Linked DNA regions of Homo sapiens: regions 2, 3, 4 and 5 are each linked to region 1. The links are chromatin contacts, found by Hi-C or POLR2A ChIA-PET in ENCODE. All regions are on one chromosome and are shown on one strand. Each heading gives the region's core, a stretch centred on a gene start or an enhancer-like site at or near the end of the contact. The rest is flanking DNA. Distances are from core to core; before and after follow the strand shown.

Region 1 (3,753 bases), core at 189-2,688:
GCTGAAATTCCTCAATGATTCAGAGCAGGTGGCCAGGGCCTGGCCCCACGACACCATTGGCTCCTTGAAAAGGTAAGTAGGTCAAGAGGCAGGAGCAATGCTAAAGACAGGGGTTGGGAGAGTGGTCGCAGAAGGCCCCCAGAGACACCTAAGACCCAGCCCTCCTTTATACTGGAGGCGCTGAGCGCCCCAGATCACAACTGTACTTGTTCCCCTGGCAGACGGCCCCTCCCAGGCCAGGGCCGGTGTGTTGTGGAGGGCAGGGGGAGGGTGGGAGTGCTGTTCCGGGGCCAGGGACTAGGATTGCCTGAGGCCTGCTCTCTTACCCAGGTCCCTCTCTCCTCAGGACCCAGTTTCCCGGCCGGGAACAGCAGGTGCGACTCATCTACCAAGGGCAGCTGCTAGGCGACGACACCCAGACCCTGGGCAGCCTTCACCTCCCTCCCAACTGCGTTCTCCACTGCCACGTGTCCACGAGAGTCGGTCCCCCAAATCCCCCCTGCCCGCCGGGGTCCGAGCCCGGCCCCTCCGGGCTGGAAATCGGCAGCCTGCTGCTGCCCCTGCTGCTCCTGCTGTTGCTGCTGCTCTGGTACTGCCAGATCCAGTACCGGCCCTTCTTTCCCCTGACCGCCACTCTGGGCCTGGCCGGCTTCACCCTGCTCCTCAGTCTCCTGGCCTTTGCCATGTACCGCCCGTAGTGCCTCCGCGGGCGCTTGGCAGCGTCGCCGGCCCCTCCGGACCTTGCTCCCCGCGCCGCGGCGGGAGCTGCTGCCTGCCCAGGCCCGCCTCTCCGGCCTGCCTCTTCCCGCCGCCCTGGAGCCCAGCCCTGCGCCGCAGAGGACTCCCGGGACTGGCGGAGGCCCCGCCCTGCGACCGCCGGGGCTCGGGGCCACCTCCCGGGGCTGCTGACCCTCAGCCCGCACTGGGAGTGGGCTCCTCGGGGTCGGGCATCTGCTGTCGCTGCCTCGGCCCCGGGCAGAGCCGGGCCGCCCCGGGGGCCCGTCTTAGTGTTCTGCCGGAGGACCCAGCCGCCTCCAATCCCTGACAGCTCCTTGGGCTGAGTTGGGGACGCCAGGTCGGTGGGAGGCTGGTGAAGGGGAGCGGGGAGGGGCAGAGGAGTTCCCCGGAACCCGTGCAGATTAAAGTAACTGTGAAGTTTTCACTCTTGCAGTGTGTCTGAGTGTGTGCGGGCTGGCGGGCGGGGAGTCCTCGCCCCTTGGGAGAGAAGGGCACGGACTGCGCCTGGGGTCTGGCCCTCCGCCTTCCCTTCTCCCCAGCGTTCTGCTCTGGCTTTGGCGCCGGCCTCCGTGGCCCCGCCCTCGGCGCCGGGCGCGCACTTCCCGCGGGCGGGGCTCGCGGCTCCCTGGCTCGCAGTGCCTGCCGGGAGCCACGTCTCCGAAGACCGATAGCTGCTTCGGGATTGGCGTCCGGGCGGCTATCTAGGGGCTGCTGGGAAGATGGCGGACTCGGTGGCTAGCCGATGAGGAGGCCGCGGGGGGAACCCGGCCCCCGGGCCCCGAGACCGACTGAGGGAGCGACCTGCGCAGGGCCCGGGGAGTCATGTAGGGGTGGCGCCTGCGGGGAGGGCTGCGGGAGGGCAGCGGGAGCTGGTGTTAGCGGCAGCGGCCACGGTCTCCTGGCGTCCCTGGGCCGGGGTGGGTGTTGGGGCCCCCGACTTCGCCGACTCCGCGCCATCGCAAAGCGGTGCACTCGGGCTCCACGCGCGCCCTGCGAGGTGGGCGCTGCGTTTTCATTTCACGGGTGAGGAGACTTAGAGAGACGAAGCCACTTGTCCAAGGTCACGCCGCTGGTGAGTGGGAGCGCCCAGCATGGAACCCAGCACCGTCCAGCCGCGGAGCCCGCGTTCCACCCTCTGTGCCGCCGCCGCCTCCTGTGGGAGAGGGAGGTGGTCGGGAGAGTGCACGCCGGTGCCGCCTGGGCTCCAGACTGGGCGCGACCACTAACCCGGTTAATGACCTCGGGCTTAACTTAACCCCTTCGCTGCTCTGGGCCTGCGTTTCTCCACCGGTGAAATGAGGTAATGCCAGCCCTGCCTACTCTTCATGGGCGTGTAAGGAGCATCAGAGATGGTGCATGTGGAATTGCTTTGCAAGTAGTGCTGCGCTGAGCGCACTGAGGATTATGATTGCTGTTTCAAAGGCGTGGAAGGAGGCAGAGGGGCGGGGTGGGGAAGAGGCCCAGAGCAGTCACAAAGGCTTGCTCTGACCACAGGCCCCCTAAATGAGGAGTGAGGTAAGCAGTAGGTAGCAGGTCTTTCTCCCCTTTGGAGAAAACCTCACCCCCTTTTTTGGGCTGCCCCTCAGGGTCTCCATCACCCAACTCCATGCTTCGAGTCCTGCTCTCTGCTCAGACCTCCCCTGCTCGGCTGTCTGGCCTGCTGCTGATCCCTCCAGTACAGCCCTGCTGTTTGGGGCCCAGCAAATGGGGGGACCGGCCTGTTGGAGGAGGCCCCAGTGCAGGTCCTGTGCAAGGACTGCAGCGGCTTCTGGAACAGGCGAAGAGCCCTGGGGAGCTGCTGCGCTGGCTGGGCCAGAACCCCAGCAAGGTGCGCGCCCACCACTACTCGGTGGCGCTTCGTCGTCTGGGCCAGCTCTTGGGGTCTCGGCCACGGCCCCCTCCTGTGGAGCAGGTCACACTGCAGGACTTGAGTCAGCTCATCATCCGAAACTGCCCCTCCTTTGACATTCACACCATCCACGTGTGTCTGCACCTTGCAGTCTTACTTGGTGAGGAGGGGCTTGAGGTGGGCGCCTGGGGGGCTAGGTGTTAATGAAGAATAGGGAGAACAGTAGAGGACCACGGACAGAGACCCAGCCTCTCAGGCGTTTGCCCAGGAACGCTTGCTCCTGCTCCCGTCCTATGTCTGCGGCAGACATCATGAGTCGAACGCACTCCTTCCGGCCTCGCTAGGGTGCCACCCCAGATTCCTGCTAATAGAGTGCCCTAGGAAGCCACCATAATTTGTCACAATTGGTATGAGATGAAAGCCTATTTGCCATCTTTGTATGTACTCCCTACAAACCGTTTCGATACCTCATAGCCACATGATACTTTACATGTCTCTAGTGTTTGCACTTAAACTCTAGCACACCTTCCCGCTCAGGAAACGGGAGAGGAGAAAGGTGGAGAATTCACCAAGTAACCCCATGATAAGAACAGCAGCACAGCTCTGTTACCAGGCTGCCTTTTACCTCTCCCCCTCAGGCTTTCCATCTGATGGTCCCCTGGTGTGTGCCCTGGAACAGGAGCGAAGGCTCCGCCTCCCTCCGAAGCCACCTCCCCCTTTGCAGCCCCTTCTCCGAGGTGGGCAAGGGTTGGAAGCTGCTCTAAGCTGCCCCCGTTTTCTGCGGTATCCACGGCAGCATCTGATCAGCAGCCTGGCAGGTGCTGGAGGGGGTTAAAATCAGATGGGGGTGGGGAGGGCTGACAGGAGGAGGAAGGTGGGCTCAGTTGGCTGGGCTGAGGTGGAATTGAGCCAGCCGGAGGTCCGGCTGAGGCCCAGCGTGACAGGCTGCTCTTCACAGAGGCAAGGCCAGAGGAACTGACTCCCCACGTGATGGTGCTCCTGGCCCAGCACCTGGCCCGGCACCGGTTGCGGGAGCCCCAGCTTCTGGAAGCCATTGCCCACTTCCTGGTGGTTCAGGAAACGCAACTCAGCAGCAAGGTGGGCTTGCCACCCACCCTCCAGTGCATCTCTGTCATTCTCAGGGACCTTGTCAGGCCCAGCGCCTC
Region 2 (3,484 bases), core at 985-3,484, 1.4 Mb before region 1:
TTCTGCTCTTAGTACCCTTTGTTTCTTGTGAACTCTCCAGCAGGAGTGACTTGCAATTTGTATCCACTGACACTTAAGTTCTCAGAAGTGCTGGAGAAGCGTATGGAAGTAAATTATCCTGATGTATAATTTTGTACATGTGAAACTCACCGTGGAAGTGCCTATTCTAATTTCAGTACGGAACACAGCTAAATATTTGGATCAATAATCCAGTTTTGAAAGCACACTTTATTTAAAGTACAATGTGCTGAAGAAAATGAAAAAAGAAAGGGTGCTTTCAAATTTGTACTGAGTAAACTTTCACTAGATCACATCATATGTTTATCACTAGTCACATATATGTTGTATTTCTATGTGTAATCGTCAGGCACTTTTAATTTCTAGTTTGCATTTACCATGCCAGCCTCCTCCTCAATCCCAAATTTCCTTTGGTTATAAATTTAGTAAATTTGAAAGAGCCAGCAGGGATTAAACCCTGAAGGTATTCAAATGACTATCTGACGTTATTCCTCATTTCAGCCATTTCAAAAAATTATGCTTTCATTTAGAATAGGCTCTGGGAATCAAAGTGTGTGTATTTTGCCCAAGTAGAAGACACAGTTTAAAGTTAACATCCTAGCTACTAGAAGGGAAAGCAAACATCGCTGGAAAAGGAGCCTATTTTTTTTTACCTTACACTAAAACTACACTGCGAAGATCAAAAGAAATCAACATGAGAGTGTGCCTCTTAACGCTAGGCCCAAAGTAGATGCTTATTAAATGATAGTTTACCCCAATCCTTCACAAATGGTTGATAGGTCTTACTATTTCCCCCCATTCAAATCTAGAATTTTTTCACTCTCATAAACTAATCGATAGTGAATGGAAAGCACAGAATAGATCATCGTCCAAGTGTTAGGTATTAGCCTGAGAAATCCAGAATCCCATATTTGTAACTGTCCTTCTTGAGAAAGTGCATTTTTCAGGCGGATTCTAGCCCCATTTTTCTTTTTACCATTTTTACATATTATGAGAGGTGGCTTAGAAGTACTTCGATTTTTGCCTCTTCATCACAACACACTGAACGTTAAAATCAAGTGGTTGGGTTTTTATTGGCTTATTTTGTCTCTAACCGTTTTATTTCTCGAGCTGTCATCGTTCTTTTCGTCTTACATCCTTATGAACCTTTTCTGGATTAAAAAAAATGACGTTATAATAAGGAAACTAACTGGCGTTGGATTCGAACGAAGTTGACTCCATTCCTTTTCCTCCCCGTAGTGTGGGCGCTACGAGGAAAGACCTCGGCGAGAACCAGCGAAGCCCGGGCTGCCCTCGCCGTGCGGGCGCACATTTGCTCCTCGCGCCGGGCTGCGCCGGGCGACCGCGGCCGCCTCGGCGTGTGTCCGCGGCTCCCTCCCGCCCTCGCCCGCAGTTCCCCGATCCCGATCCCGGATCTCTGGGTCCACAGCTTGGCTACCTCCCGAGCCGGAGCCGGAGCCGGAGCCGGAGTCGCGGCTGGGCCCGGCCGCCGCGTCACAGGGGGAGGGAACCCGGGGGGGAGGGGGAGGGGCGGTGAGGTCAGCGGCGGCGGCGCGTCCGCGGGCGGCGGGAGCGGCGCATGCGCGGAGCGAGGCCCGTGAGTGGCAGCGGCGGCGCGCGGGGGGCGGGCGAGGGGCCGAGTGTGGGGGAGCGGGCGGGGGCCGTCGAGGCGGCGGTGTGTGGGCGCGACGGCTGCGAGTTGGAGAGGTCTGTGGTGCGGGTCGCCCCGGGGGATCCCCGGCGCGGGCCTCGCGCGACGGCCACGGTCGCGCGGCGTGTGTGTGGGGTCCAAGCACACCCGCAAAACTTCCTCCTCCCCTGCTCCGGGAGAGCGAGCGAGCGTGTGTGAGAGAGCGAGTGTGAGGAGCGAGCCGCGGCCCGGCGCCCAGCGCCGCCACTGGAGCAGCTGTCAAAACTTCGCCGCCGCCGCCGCCCGGGCCTGACGGGCCTGACGCGCGGGGGAGGGGCGGCCGGCCGGGGGCGCGACCCCCTCGCCGCCCCCGCCGGGCCCCGCGGCCGGCCCTCCCCGCGCCGGGCCCCTTTCTCCTCCTGCCGCGGGCGGCTCGGGGGAGGGGCCGCGGGCGGAGACCCCGGGGGCCGGCGCCCCTCACGCCGCCCGCCCGCCCGGCTGCCCCGCCCGCCCGCACCCGCCGGCCCCGCCCGCCCCGCACCGCCCGCCCCGCCCGCCGCCCCCCGCCCGGCCCCTGCGCGCGGAGGTGCGCGCGCCCGCGCCGATGTGTGTGAGTGCGTGTCCTGCTCGCTCCATGTTGCCGCCTCTCCCGGTACCTGCTGCTGCTCCCGGGGCTGCGGGAAATGCGAGAGGCTGAGCCGGGGAGGAGGAACCCGAGCAGCAGCGGCGGCGGCGGCGGCCGCGGCGGCGGGAGCCCCCCAGGAGGAGGACCGGGATCCATGTGTCTTTCCTGGTGACTAGGATGTCGTCGGAGGAGGACAAGAGCGTGGAGCAGCCGCAGCCGCCGCCACCACCCCCCGAGGAGCCTGGAGCCCCGGCCCCGAGCCCCGCAGCCGCAGACAAAAGACCTCGGGGCCGGCCTCGCAAAGATGGCGCTTCCCCTTTCCAGAGAGCCAGAAAGAAGTAAGTTGAGTGCGAGGGAGCCAGGCCGGGAGCCAGCGGCGGCGCCGGGCCGGAGCTGTCACCGGGCGCCCGCCCCGCGGCCTCCGCGCCCCGGCGCCCCCCGGCGGGGTGGGGGCGGGGCGGGCCCGCGGGCGGTGGCGGCTCCCGGCCCCGGCCCCGCGCCCCTCGGTAGCCGCCCGCGCCCGGCCTCCCCCGCTCCGCGCCGCCCGCCCGGGCTCCCGCCGGCGCCCGGCTCCGCACACTTTACTTTTCAGTCGGGCCTTTTCACTGGGTCTTCTCCGCGACTCTTCTTTTGGAGAAATTTCTCGTAGCCGCGTCTTGGCCTAGCTGGATCATTGAGAAAACAAGCCCGGAGCGCGCCCAGGTAGTCCCCGGACGGACTCCGGGCGAACCGCCGAGCCGTCGGCGCTCGGGAAACTCTCGGAGCTGTCAAAACGCCCGGGCCAGGTGGTCTCGGGGCGCGGGCTGGGGGCGAGAAGAAAGCGGCCGGGCGAGTGCAGCTTTTGTTTGTCAGCGACTTGCTCCTGGAACTTTTCCTGGTCCCAAACCTGTGTTTTCTTCTTTTGATGATATATTAGGAAGCCATTTGACTTCTTCCTCCCCCCTCCCCCAACACCCAGCACCGCACTCCCGGGCTCCGAAAGCACAAGTCCTGTGGGATCCCCCAGCTTCGGGGAACGGCCTGCCTAAGTTTTGGAGACGTAGCCAGCGTCCCCTCGTAAGGCAGAATACCAAGAGCACTTATTCGGAGAGAGTGCAGATGTAAATGTCGCTTCCCTCGTAAGTCTTAGCTGTAAGGGGCTTGGGAATAGGGTCGCCTGCCTTTGAGCGTACAGTAGGGCTGGACCCCAGCTTATTAGAGGACCAGAAATG
Region 3 (3,674 bases), core at 1,175-3,674, 2.0 Mb after region 1:
AGAGTCTCCCTCTGTCTTCCTCTCTCACCCAGGCTGTAGTGTCAGCACAATCTGTGCTCACTGCAACCTTCGCCTCCCAGGCTCAAGTAATCCTCCCACCTCTGCCTCCCAAATAGCTGAGATTAACGTCTTTGCCACTGTGCTGACAAAATCTTGTATTTTCTGTAGAGATGGGGTTTCGCCATGTTGCCCAGGCTGGTCTTCAACTCCTGTGCTCAGGCAATCCTACTGCCTCAGCCTCCCAAAGTGCTGGGATTACAGACGTGAGCTACTGCGCCCGGCCAGAGAATCTAGCACCTTTTAAAGGTTTAAATAGGAAATTTTTGCCATCTAAAGACAGTCACTATGAGACATCCTAAGAATCTTGGTCTCCACAACCCCTTATCTTAACCCAGACACTCCTTTCTATGAACCTGGTCTTCAGATAGCCAATTGCCAATCAGAAAATCGCTGAATCCGCCTGTGACCTGTAAGCACCGCTTGGAGTTGTCCCGCCTTTCCTGACAGAACCAGTGTACACTTTACATGTATTGACTGATGTCTTAAGTCTTCCCAAAACGTGTAAAATCAAGCTGTAACCCAACCACCTTGGATACATGTTCTTAGGACCTCTTCAGACAGTACCTTGGCCTTCCTCACTCATATTTGGCTCAGAATAAACTTCTAAATATTTTACAGTTTGACTCTTCGTAAACATGGATGAATCACAAAAGCATTACGCTTTTGAGGAGCCAGTCACAAAAGGTTATATCATACTGTATGATTCCATTTATATACCATTTCTAAAAAGAGAAAACTAGGTTTCAAGAGCAGATCAGTCCTTGCCAAGGATCCAGGTGTCGGAGGGAGTGACCATAAAGCAAATGAAGCACAGAAGAGAATGGCAGCACAAGGAGTTTCAGGGTGGGACAGGGCTCTTCCGTATCCTGGTTACAGTGGTTACTACACGTATACATACATATGTGAAAATTCATAGAACTTTACACCCAAAGAAACGTTAGTTTTTTTGTTTGTTTGTTTTTGGTTTTTTTGAGATGGAGTCTCCCTCTGTCGCCCAGGCTGGAGTGCAGTGGCGCGATCTCGGCTCACTGCAAGCTCCGCCTCCCGGGTTCACGCCACTCTCCCGACTCAGCCTCCCTAGGAGCTGGGACTACAGGCGCCCGCCACAACGCTCGGCTATTTTTTTTTTTTTTTTTTTTGTATTTTTAGTAGAGACGGGGTTTCGCCGTTAGCCAGGATGGTCTCGCTCTCCTGACCTCGTGATCCGCCCGCCTCCGCCTCCCAAAGTGCTGGGATTACAGGCGTGAGGCACCGCGCCCATCCGAAACGTTAGTTTTAATGTAAGGTTTTTTTTTTTTAACCCTTTAATCAGTAAGGTGCATCTACATTTCACGATTCCGGGACAAATACAGATGTGCACACGCTCCTCAGCCTATGCAGGGACTACTTTCTCATGGACATCCTTTCTAACTACACACTTTTCATTTGTTACTTTAGCCTGACACCTAAAACATGACTAGGACAGAATGCGAGGTTGATTTTCTGGGGACAGTCGCCACCCCCTTCCTTGCCCTCTCTCTCCTTTCTGTCTCTCCCTGGTTTCCCCTTCTGCGTCTTCCCACCTCTCCCGTTTTTGCGTCTTCGTGTTTCTCACGCCCTGTGTCATGGCCTCCTCCGTCTTCTCCCGCTCTGTCACAGTCTCCCGCCGGGGGCTAGGGGTGCCCGGCCCGCATCCCTGGGCGACCCTGAGTCCCCGCAGGCGGCCCCGAGGCCGGGGTGGCTTCCGCATGGGGTCTCTGCCCGAGGCCTTTCTCTGCCAAGGAGGGAGTGTGGACGCTCGGGGAGCCCAGAAGGGCGCTGCACCCACGGGGACCGGACGTGGTGGGCGGACCCCTCCTCCGCGTCCCCGACGGGACATGCCCGGGGCCCACACGGCCTCCGCGCCCCCGGCGGGACGGACACCCCGGGCCACCGCGCGCCCCCCACCACCTACCCGGCCTCGCTGGATTCCCGGGACCCCCTCACAAACGAAACCCTCGAGCTCATCCCTGACTTGGGGGCAGCTTTGGAAGGAACAGCACCGGACTCTCACCCTCTCGCTGCCTCTCAGTCCGGGTTTCTGTGGAGCGCGTCTCCCAGTCGCTGTCCCTACTCTCTCCCTGTTCCTGCTCTCTCCATGTTCACCTGCCCCTCCGTTTCCCCTCCCGTCAGCTCCCTCATCTCGTCTTCGACCGCATCCCTCGCATGCAGATCCGGGAGTCCAAGGGTCCCTCAAAGACCGGCGTGCTGCGGCCCGCACGGAGGGTGCCCGGGCCCCTCCTCTGAGGACCGACTCCCTCTGGCGGCGCCGCTCCTCCCGCCCGCAGGGGGCGCTATGGGGCGGAGCGGCTTCCGCTTCCGAGCGCCGAGTCCCAGCATGCACCGCGCCCGGCCGGCTCTGCCTTTGGGGGCCAGCAGGGCTGTACCTGGGAGTTGGGTTGGGGCGGAGCGGAGGGGAGGCCGTGCCAGGCAGGGCCGGTTCGTGCGGAACCGCCATGGCCGAGCCGGCTTCGGTAAGAAGGGCCGGTGGAGGATGCAGGCTCTGTCGAAACTCGGGTCCCTGTCGCAGCTGGATTGGGGTCCGCGTCCAGGGAGTGGGGCGGCCGGGGCCTGGGCCTGGGGGTTGGCAGTGGCCCACGGACTGAGCTCCGGGCTGGGCTGGAGAAGGTGCAGTCTTGCTGCGTGTGCTGTTCTGGAATTGACCTGGGGAAAAGCTGGTCTGGCCGGGCTTGGCCGCGCGCGTCTGTGGCCCCGGCCACTCGGAAGGCTGAGGCGGGAGCAGCGCTTGAGCCCGGGAGCTCTGCGCTGTATATGCGCTAGGTCCGTCGCGCGGTGCCTCTGAGTTCTGCATCTGTGTGGTGACCTCTCGGGAGCGGGGACCACCAGGTTCCCCAGGGAGGGGGAACCGGCCCAGCTCGGAAACCGAGCAGGGCAAAACCCCAGTGCTGATCGTTAGTGGGATCGCGCCTGTGAATAGCCACTGCCCTCCAGCCTGGGCAACAGCCAGACCCCGTCTGTTTAATACATAAATAAAAGTTGGTTTGGGAGAAAGAATCCGGGTGGGAAAGATCTGTTTCTCGGCCTGTTGTAGGCTCAGATCAACAACGCTGTCCCTGCCTTCAGTGTCGGGGCTCTGAACCTCGGGGTCTCTCTGGGGCCCGTGCTCTCCTGCTGAAGGTAGTTTCAGAGAAGCACATCAGTGTTAAGCAGATGAGAAAAAGGAGAAGGAAAGCTGGAACTGAGAGAAATTGGAGACCGCTCCCTCTAGGAAAGGACAGAAAACTTAAAATGAATTGGGTGGTTAGCGTAAATCGAATTTACCGTAAATGCTGTAGTATTGTAATGTAGTATTGAAAATTTGAGCACCGGTTTTAGAGTTTGAAAGGCGTATCCTGAGGCTTAATCCAAGAAACCCTGTTACATTCAGTTAAGTATAACTTGCTTAAGTGTGCAAGTTTTTCTTGTGCCCCCAATGAAATTTTATAATCTTAGGAATGTAATGCTCCTTATTTGCATTTGATTCTTCCCTTTTGCTTCCCACTCCTTTTCCCCACCCTCCTTTGGCAGGTACAGATTCTTTTCTGATTTCTCCAAGCTTTGTTTCTACAGCCAGGCTTTCTTTTTTTCTCTCCTCT
Region 4 (3,869 bases), core at 458-2,957, 1.6 Mb after region 1:
TGAGATGGGATCCAGAAATCCATATCCTTCACAAGCTTCCCCAGAGACTGATGCAGCTGCTCTGAGAGCCAGGCTTGGAAATTACTACCTAGAGATGACCCTGGCATATCCGACTCAGCCTGTCAAAAGGGAACTTTTTAAATTGCACACTAAAAATGTCTCTTTATTTCTAATGCACTGTATTTCTGTCACCCAGTGGTGTGATCTCCACTCACTGCAACCTCTGCCTCCCGGGTTCAAGCGATTCTCGTACCTCAGCCTCCCCAGTAGTTGGGATTACAGGTGCGTGCCACCACGCCTCGCTAATTTTTTCTATTTTTAGTAGAGACGGGGTTTTGTCATGTTGCTCAGGCTGGTATCAAACTCCTGAGCTCAGGCAATCCACCCATCTTGGCCTCCCAAAGTGTTAGAATTACGGGCGTGAGCCACTGCGCCCGGCCCTAAAATGCTTTATATCTTCCTACATCAATTTTTTTTTGGGCTGTCATCCAGCTCACACCTCTACTACCACCCTCTGGTCTGAAATGCTCTCTGCCTATCAATATTTTGCCAATTCTTCAAGATCCAGCTCAAATTTTATCTATTCTGTAAGGTCTGCCTTCTTTGAAAAAGATTACAGATCTCTCACATATTTTCTTATCAGTGTGTGCTAGGCAGTTGGCTAGTTAGTCTTGGGGAATACACAGATGAGCAAGTCGTGTTCCTGAAAGGCAATGAGCCTCTGAAACTACGTGGGGGCCCGTCCAAGGCGCCCTCCTTCCCCTGCTCTGGTTGGCCTCTTTGAGAACATTTAAATTTTTATTTTTCTCTCCTTGTTTAAAAATACTATCCTTGTCATGGAAAAATAAAAACATGAATTGGAAAAAATTAGAAAAGGCATAAAAACGGCCCGTGGTCTATTAAAGGAATAGACCTTTAATAGAACTACTGAGGCCATGTTGATATATATGCTTCCAAACTTTTCAAAACTGTAATTATACATGTACGCAGTATATGACGCTACATATGTCCTATATTGTTTTAAAATGTTATTTTTAAAACAAAGACAGGATCGTCCTGGACAGGCTTTTTCTCTTAAAACATCATGAACATCTGTTCCTACCAAGACCTTCACCGAAATCATTTTAAATGATGGTATTGCGTCCCATTGCTCATGCCATTAAAAAAATTTACTGTAATAAACCCATTACAGAAAATGCTAAGTGGTTGCCTACCGGGGTTTACCGAACTATATTCCTGTTGTTGGAAGTATTTATTCCATTTCAAACACAGGTGGGCATGAGTTACATCTGTCCTCCCCAAAATAGCCTAAACCTCCAGACCCAGGACCTCGGGCAGCAGAAGTGCCCGTGGGGCGGGGGAAGGGGAGCCGGGCATCCCAGGGCGAGGGGGCCGCCCTGGCCGCGGTCACCCGGGGGACGCCCTGCCCGGAAGCCCGTGCTCGCCCGCGGGCGCGGCCAGGCGGGTCCCATGAGGGGGACCCTTTCAATAACCGAGTCCTCGGGCTGGGCCGCGGGGCCAGCGCAGTGACTCCCCCCGCGCTCGGCAGTCCGGCCGGGGTCGCGGGGTCGCGGGGTCGCGGGGTCGGCCCGGGGTCGCTAGGTCCTCCCGTCGGGCCCCGCGGGCGGGGCTGGGCGGGGCGGGGCGGGGCCGCGGGCAGGCGGGCGCAGCGCCTGCCGTTCGCCTCTCAGGCTGCAGGTGGGGCTGTGCGGCCGCGCTGCCTCCAGGAAGCCTCACGGGCCTTCGTCTGCCGGGCCGCGGCGCCGGCTCCCAGGATGCAGTGTGGACCGGCCGGGCGCTGACGGAGGCGGCGCGACTGCGGGCGGCGCGGCGCAGGGGCAGCCAGCGAGGAGCGGCGGCAGAGGAAAGGCCAGGCAGGCGCCGCCTGCGGAGAGCACCGGGCGGCCGGGCCTGCGTGGTGCCGCGCGCGGCGGCGGCGACGACGACTTCCTCCGGGCCGGGCGGGACAGCGCAGGGCCATGGCCGAGGCGGTCGCGGCTCCGGTAAGGGCGACCCGCGCGCGCAGGGACTCGCGGCCTGGGGGCCCCAGGCGGCCCGGCCCCGGCACACGGCGCCGCAGGCCCTGGGGAGGGGTTCCGGGGTCCGGGCCGGACCACCGGGCCTGGGGCTCCCGCGAATGGGGCGCGGGGTCCGCCGGGGCCTACTGCGCCCGTCGGCCGGGCCCCCACTCCGAGCCGAACCCGAGCGCTGGCGGAACGGTTGTCCCCGCCCCGGGCCGCCCCACGCCAAGTTCTTTGGGCCCTCCGGGGCTTCCTGCCCCCGCCCCAGCCGCTGTCCCCTCCTTCTGGGTGCCCCCCCACCCGCGGCTCCTTTCTCTGCCTGGCGCTCGGCCTGTAGGTCCCTCTCCATCTCCCCCGCAGCGGCCTGGTGGCACCTGGGAGGTGTCCGGCTTCGAATCCGCATACACCGACTCCCACTACGTGCCCAGCTTCCCGGGGTCGGCGCGGAAGGGAATATAGAGCCACGCACTTCCACAAGCCCTGTTGAGGCGTTAGTCTGTCCTCACAGCAAGCCTGTGGGATGGGTACTGGTGTTAATCTCTGTCATACAAAAGAAAAACCCGGGGCCTAGAGAACTTAACTTGCCCAGGCTTACCCAGCTGGAAAGTGTGAAAAGACACACAGTGGCTGTGTGTTCAAGGACCAGGCAGGCAGGTACGCGGGCAATAATCGTGCAAAACAGAAAGGGGTGAGTGCTGGCGCCCAGGTGGAAGCTTGCGGTGGGCTCCGGGGGAAGGAGTGTCAGGGGGCCTCTTGGTACCGCTGTCCACCCCTCCTGGCCTGATGCTCTGCGCCTCTGTGATTTGAGCCGGGCTTTTAGGGAAGGCTAGGATTTCAGGCCCAGCTAGACCGGTGGTGCTTTCAGGGAGGGAGGAGTGCCTGGGCAAAGGCGCAGAGAGACGGGACAGTGCAGGGCGTGTGCAGGCACAGAAAGGAGTCCATGAGCCTGGAGAAGATGGTTTTGGTTTGGAGGCAGTGGGAAAGGAGTCTGCAGAGAGAGACTAAGAAGGGGTTTGCATGCCTGGACTTCATCCTGCGGGTGGGCAGTGGATGAGGGATCCGGCTCCTCTTACCATCAGCTCCTCTCAAGCAAAGAGTTTCAGCTCCCCTGGCAGGAGTCCAAGGACAGCCCCACATATTCCAGCCACTTGTCAGTAAGAAGCTGGGCTGGAGTGAGCAGCGCACAGTCGCCACCTCCCACCACATAGTGTGAAGACCTTACACAGGGTTTCCTGGCCCCATCAGAACTGTAAGAAAACCATGCACCTTGTTGTCCATGAGTAAAAGACTAATATTTTCTTAATAAAGTAGTTTAGCAGAGGTCCCTTTCATGCCACACAAAGCCCATAATAATGCACGTGGAGGATGGGTAGGATTTCAGTGGATAAGGAGCTGGTGACCAGTTGAAAGGAAGCTTCTGGAGTAAACTCTTGGCGTCTGGGATCACGTGACAGGGATTGATCTGAGAAAGGAGAGGTGAGGGAAGGAACAGTGGCCTTAGGTGGAGGGTGGACTCAAGCCCAGAACCACGCTGGCCCACCCAGGTGCTGTAGGACCACCTACTCCTTGAGAGCAAGACTCCCACCCGCATTGGGGTTTTCGCCTAGAAACAGTTCAGCTTGTCCAGAATCTCCCAGCCTTGAAGACCCCTTAGAGTCCTACCTTCTTTGGGTCCTGCTTCCTTCCAAATAGATAGTATCTTAAGCACTGTCCTAGACAAGTTTGTTTCTCCCTCTGCTCAAACTCTCCTTTTGTCTCTATTTTTTGAGCTGTCCATCCGCATTCTAGTTCTCAGTGACTTTCTCTAAGTGAATCCACACTGGTTTCTAGTAGCTACTTCTTCATTTT
Region 5 (3,981 bases), core at 75-2,574, 1.2 Mb after region 1:
GAAGCAGGCAGACTGTGAGCCAGTTCTGAGGCCCAGTGAGTTGTTACAAAGAGAACAGGGACTAGCCACTTTGCGTGTACTCAGAGAAGACCAGAGACAGATGCTTCAAGTGCAGCAAAAGAAATTTCAGTCAAACTGAAGCAAGAACTCACCAAGAATAGCAGGAGACGCAAGACACGAAAATGGTTTACAAAGTGAAGCTGTGGGATCCCAAACCCTGCCTGTCTTTAAGAACAAAGGCAGCACTCACATGTCCAAACGGCCTTTGGGCAAAGCTAACTCTAATCCAAACGAGGCCCTTGATCTTTGATCTAAAGCACTGCAAGCTGGTGCTGGACACAGGAGCACGCGATCCCTTTTTCAACATTACTAAGCAGGTTGTGCCAGTCCTGGCTGGGCACTGAGTAGACAATGGTGAACTGGACAAACTCCAGCCCCTGGGAACATGCAGTCAAGGGAAGGGTGCTTTGTAACTGAAGATAATATGAAGCAGAAACTGGTGAATGGCGCAGCAATCTGCTAGAGGACCTTCGAAAAATAACGCCAGCTAAACTTATCCCATACCTACAAAGTGTCACGCACTGGTAGGTGTTTTAAATGCGTTACCGCAGGTCATCCTCACAGCAGCCTTTTAAGGCAGGAGTCGACATTATCTCCATTTTACCCATGAAGAAACTGAGACTTGATATTGGCTCTAGGTCACACAGCTAGCAAGGAGTGGAGAAACTGCGTCAGTGCCCACTTGTGCCCTTTACTGGCTGCAGGAGGGGTGACAGACATCTCCAATGTCACTCTCCTCTTTACCTTCTGGATATGCCCTCTCGCCCCACCTCCTGCCTGTTCCCGGCTGTCAGAGACCCAGGTGCAGAGAGACCTCAGAGGTGGCGTCCGGGGTCCTGGCGTCCCTCCTGCGGACGCTCGCTGCAGAGCAGGAAGCCGCCGCCCCGGGGCGGAGGGGCGAGCCGGGCCAGGGGGCCGGGGTGGAGAGGTCTGCAGGGCCTGCGCGCTTTCCTTACCCGCGGTTGGGTCCCTTCGGCACGAACCAGGGCCCGGCGATGCCGACGAGGCCCCAGAACGTGGTGAAGATGATGACCGGGAGGGCGAATGAGTGCGCCGTCATGGCCGGGCGCAGGATGCCCAGGCAGGATGCAGGGCCGAGCAGCGGGCGCTGCAGGTGCGCGGGTCCCCAGCCGGGCAGCGCGCTGAGCATGCGCAACAGGAGTCGAGCACCCGAAGCGATCAGCCGGGCCGGGCCGCGCACGCGCATCTCCTGATCCAGCCCGCCGCGCTGTCACTCAGGACCTGCCTAGGAGCCCACTCGCTGATTGGCTGAGCAGGGCCGCGGACAGAGAGAAATGCCGAGGAATAGGGGCGCGGCCGCCCGGTTTCGGCGATGGGTTATAGGGTCCGCGTCAGCCCCGCGCCCGCACAGCCAACGTCACGCCGCATTCTTATTTCCAAAGACCCCTGGAGCTTGGGGTCCCACCCCAGCGGTCTTTCGGGGCGTCCCCTGCCCTTCACGCGCCGCGCCGGCTCGGCCCGAAGCGCCCTGCGGACCCGCAGCCTGGGCCGCCCCGAACCTGACGGCCCCGCGGGGGTCGGACGCGGGAGGAACGGCCTCGCTTTCAGAGACGCAGCGGGAGGGCGGTCCCCGCTGTCCCTCTGGCCGGGTCCTCAGCACGCGTTCTCCTCACTCCCAGGACTAGCGAGCGGCGGGCGCGGACCGGGGCCTGGGGTCGGAGGCGGCGCAGCCAGAAAGGCCCCAGCGGCGCTGAGACGTTTGGGGGAAGGCGGGGGCTTCGCGTTTCGATGGCGGGAAGCGGAATGAGGTTGGACCGGCCGGGCCGGCGTTCAGGGACCCGGCGGGAGGCGGAGGGCTGGCGTCCTCGCGGACATCCATCTGCAGCGAACCAGGCAGAGGCTTTGGGATTAGATCCTTGACTCCTTGCGTCAGTAGTTAAGGTTTGTTTAAATATAAAATGGGATGGCCCTTCTTACAAGGTTGCTGGAGGATTAAATGAATAGGCATGTGGAAAGCACCTAGTATAATAAGGCTCGGTAGTTTCTTCCATCAGGGCTGGAAGAGACCACGGAGCCTGCTTTCCTCCTTCGGCGTTTGGATCTCACATATCCCTTCTTCTCTGGCGATCAAAAATCCCTATCTTCTGTAGAGATCCCTTTTACAGATCAGTGGCCTCCAGGCGGTATCTCTAGCAACAAGTGCTACCCCAAGCGGCCGGCCACACATATTCCCTGGCTTCATGACATAGGGAGGCGCAGTCCCCACGTGATGCAGAAGGGAAATGTGCCTGTCCTTGCACTGACCCCGTCAGCCATGTGTGCTCCTGGCTGTTTTCTGAAATCAAGAACCAGTTACATCCGCCCTTCTCCGTTCTCTAGTTGAAACCTCCCTATCCATCCTTCCAACATTCATGTAAGTTGGAGGTGGGCGTGGGATGACACCAAACTGTTAGGTATAAAATACCATCCTAGCCTTCGAGGGGTTTCTAAAGTAGTTGAGGAGTGATATATTCTGGTAAAATCATAATGCTGGACAGCGCAGTTCTAAGAGCCCTGTGATCAAAGTAGCCAAATGCCCATTATGAGAATTCAGAGGGTGGAGAAATCCAGGAAGACTCCCTGGAGGAGGTGAGATTTTAGCTGGATTGTAAACAATGGTTATTTTTCTCATCCAGAGTGTGTACATTGTTGAGAACACTGGCCTAGGATAAGGGTGCACTTGGCATCCAGGAGATAGAGTTAAGAGTATGTCCATACAGGCCTTCAAAAAATCACCACGAGGGCTGAGCGCAGTGGCTCACACCTGTAATCCCAGCACTATGGGAGGCAGAGGCGGGCGGATCACGAGGTCAGGAGATCGAGACCATCCTGGCTAACACGGTGAAACCCCGTCTCTACTAAAAATATAAAAAAATTAGCTGGGCATGGTGGCGGGCACCTGTAGTCCTAGCTACTTTGGAGGCTGAAAGGAGAATGGCGTGAACCCGGGAGGCAGAGCTTGCACTTGCAGTGAGCCGAGATTGTGCCCCTGCACTCCAGCCTGGGGGACAGAGTGAGACTCCGTCTCAAAAAAAAAAAAAAAAAAAAAATCACCACGAAAGTTCTATAGCTCAAAAAAGACGGACTTTTTGAATTTTGTTCTGGAAAAAAAAAAATCCTCTGTAGAAAATGACAGCTGTAAAGTGAAATGTATTTCCTTCTTTGCCTCTGCTCCTTTGTCTTGGCTTTGGCCAGAACCAAAAACATTGCTGAGTCTGAGCAGCCACTCATATTAGCAGCCTGCAGCTCTTACTCTTTTCCTTTAATGTCTTTGATGTTTCATTTCTGTCCTAATTTGCATGTGATTGCCTGTGTCATTTGTTTGGCAGCTTTGTGATGGTCTGAGGTCCATGAAGGGATTAAAACCAGGAACTGGCTCCTTCTCCAACCACTAAAGCCTCATCTGGGCCCACAAGCCCTGGCTGTTCCCTGGAGCGTGACTGGAAGATGTGAGCAGCTTTGTGCTGGAGCCCCATTTCCATGGGTAAACTGTTCACCTGATCAAACAGCTCCCCAGAGTTCCACAGTACCACATATTTATTTTCTAGAACTTTGTTTTTAGCTGAAAGGGATCTTAGAGGCTAAGGCAATCCTATCACTTTACAGGTGATAAAACTGAGGCCCAGAGAAGTGAAGTAACTTGCCTAGGCCCACACAGCTCATCAGTAAAAGAGCCAGAACACATGGCCGAGACTTCTCCCTAATCCAGCGTCTCCTCCACACTCCCAGCTCACCCCTAGGGTTTGTGCCCAGGCTGAGGACACTATTTTCAGAGGCACTAATGTGAGGCAAAGGGCATGTTACCAGACACAGCCCCGCCTACCCCGGTCCCCTGAGGTGGAGCTGTGCATTCCACTGGCTTCACGGTTCCCCTCTGCCCTGGCGGCTTCTGGTTGGTATTGGCGCCACCGACTGCTCTGC

What was found. Hi-C counts contacts between places; a loop is a spot of excess contacts on that map. ChIA-PET counts read pairs that join two places held with the same protein, here RNA polymerase II (POLR2A). Pooled maps may share reads with other maps.
Region 2: a map of naive thymus-derived CD4-positive, alpha-beta T cell shows a loop between it and region 1 (9-fold over the local background). The contact joins the promoter of KMT2C here to the promoter of FASTK in region 1. A Hi-C loop is called at or near these places in 1 of 168 maps with a recorded cell type or tissue (naive thymus-derived CD4-positive, alpha-beta T cell), 2 of 37 single-sample maps with no recorded cell type and 10 of 50 pooled maps. POLR2A ChIA-PET finds 5 or more read pairs at or near these places in 1 of 52 experiments (OCI-LY7).
Region 3: a pooled map shows a loop between it and region 1 (11-fold over the local background). The contact joins the promoter of ZNF425 here to the promoter of FASTK in region 1. A Hi-C loop is called at or near these places in 3 of 37 single-sample maps with no recorded cell type and 7 of 50 pooled maps. POLR2A ChIA-PET finds 5 or more read pairs at or near these places in 1 of 52 experiments (GM10248).
Region 4: a loop to region 1 is called in a map of CD8-positive, alpha-beta T cell, with 12 times the contacts of the local background. The contact joins the promoter of ZNF746 here to the promoter of FASTK in region 1. A Hi-C loop is called at or near these places in 1 of 168 maps with a recorded cell type or tissue (CD8-positive, alpha-beta T cell) and 5 of 50 pooled maps. POLR2A ChIA-PET finds 5 or more read pairs at or near these places in 1 of 52 experiments (GM12878).
Region 5: a loop to region 1 is called in a pooled map, with 4 times the contacts of the local background. The contact joins the promoter of ATP6V0E2-AS1 here to the promoter of FASTK in region 1. A Hi-C loop is called at or near these places in 1 of 168 maps with a recorded cell type or tissue (naive thymus-derived CD4-positive, alpha-beta T cell), 3 of 37 single-sample maps with no recorded cell type and 11 of 50 pooled maps. POLR2A ChIA-PET finds 5 or more read pairs at or near these places in 1 of 52 experiments (naive thymus-derived CD4-positive, alpha-beta T cell).

The regions. Positions count from the first base shown.
Region 1 is chr7:151,078,494-151,082,246 of GRCh38, reverse strand. It overlaps FASTK (Fas activated serine/threonine kinase), which reads left to right and starts at 1,438. Exons shown (of 10, transcript NM_006712.5): 1 at 1,438-1,562; 2 at 2,325-2,747; 3 at 3,226-3,405; 4 at 3,546-3,685. The coding sequence starts at 1,481. It overlaps TMUB1 (transmembrane and ubiquitin like domain containing 1), which reads left to right. Exons shown (of 3, transcript NM_001136044.2): 2 at 1-72; 3 at 347-1,162. The coding sequence ends at 698. RefSeq lists enhancers at 131-425, 1,143-2,118, 2,119-3,095 and a silencer at 1,024-1,703.
Region 2 is chr7:152,434,753-152,438,236 of GRCh38, reverse strand. It overlaps KMT2C (lysine methyltransferase 2C), which reads left to right and starts at 2,234. Exons shown (of 59, transcript NM_170606.3): 1 at 2,234-2,611. The coding sequence starts at 2,451. It also overlaps the pseudogene FABP5P3. RefSeq lists silencers at 1,218-1,557, 1,598-1,887, 1,978-2,027, 2,408-2,467 and enhancers at 2,948-3,177, 3,218-3,267.
Region 3 is chr7:149,125,074-149,128,747 of GRCh38, reverse strand. It overlaps ZNF425 (zinc finger protein 425), which reads left to right and starts at 2,424. Exons shown (of 4, transcript NM_001001661.3): 1 at 2,424-2,552. The coding sequence starts at 2,535. It also overlaps the pseudogene RN7SL521P and a transcript of ZNF398 not described here. RefSeq lists enhancers at 1,445-1,494, 2,158-2,709, 2,710-3,261, 3,509-3,674 and silencers at 1,655-2,094, 2,826-2,999.
Region 4 is chr7:149,495,647-149,499,515 of GRCh38, reverse strand. It overlaps ZNF746 (zinc finger protein 746), which reads left to right and starts at 1,707. Exons shown (of 7, transcript NM_001394198.1): 1 at 1,707-2,003. The coding sequence starts at 1,980. RefSeq lists silencers at 1,343-2,012, 2,253-2,312 and an enhancer at 2,446-3,389.
Region 5 is chr7:149,871,205-149,875,185 of GRCh38, reverse strand. ATP6V0E2-AS1 (ATP6V0E2 antisense RNA 1) reads left to right here and starts at 1,324. Exons shown (of 4, transcript NR_027040.1): 1 at 1,324-1,962; 2 at 3,390-3,544. ATP6V0E2 (ATPase H+ transporting V0 subunit e2) reads right to left here and starts at 1,217. Exons shown (of 4, transcript NM_145230.4): 1 at 1,017-1,217. The coding sequence starts at 1,120. RefSeq lists silencers at 781-960, 1,371-1,450, 1,481-1,690 and enhancers at 981-1,120, 450-1,418.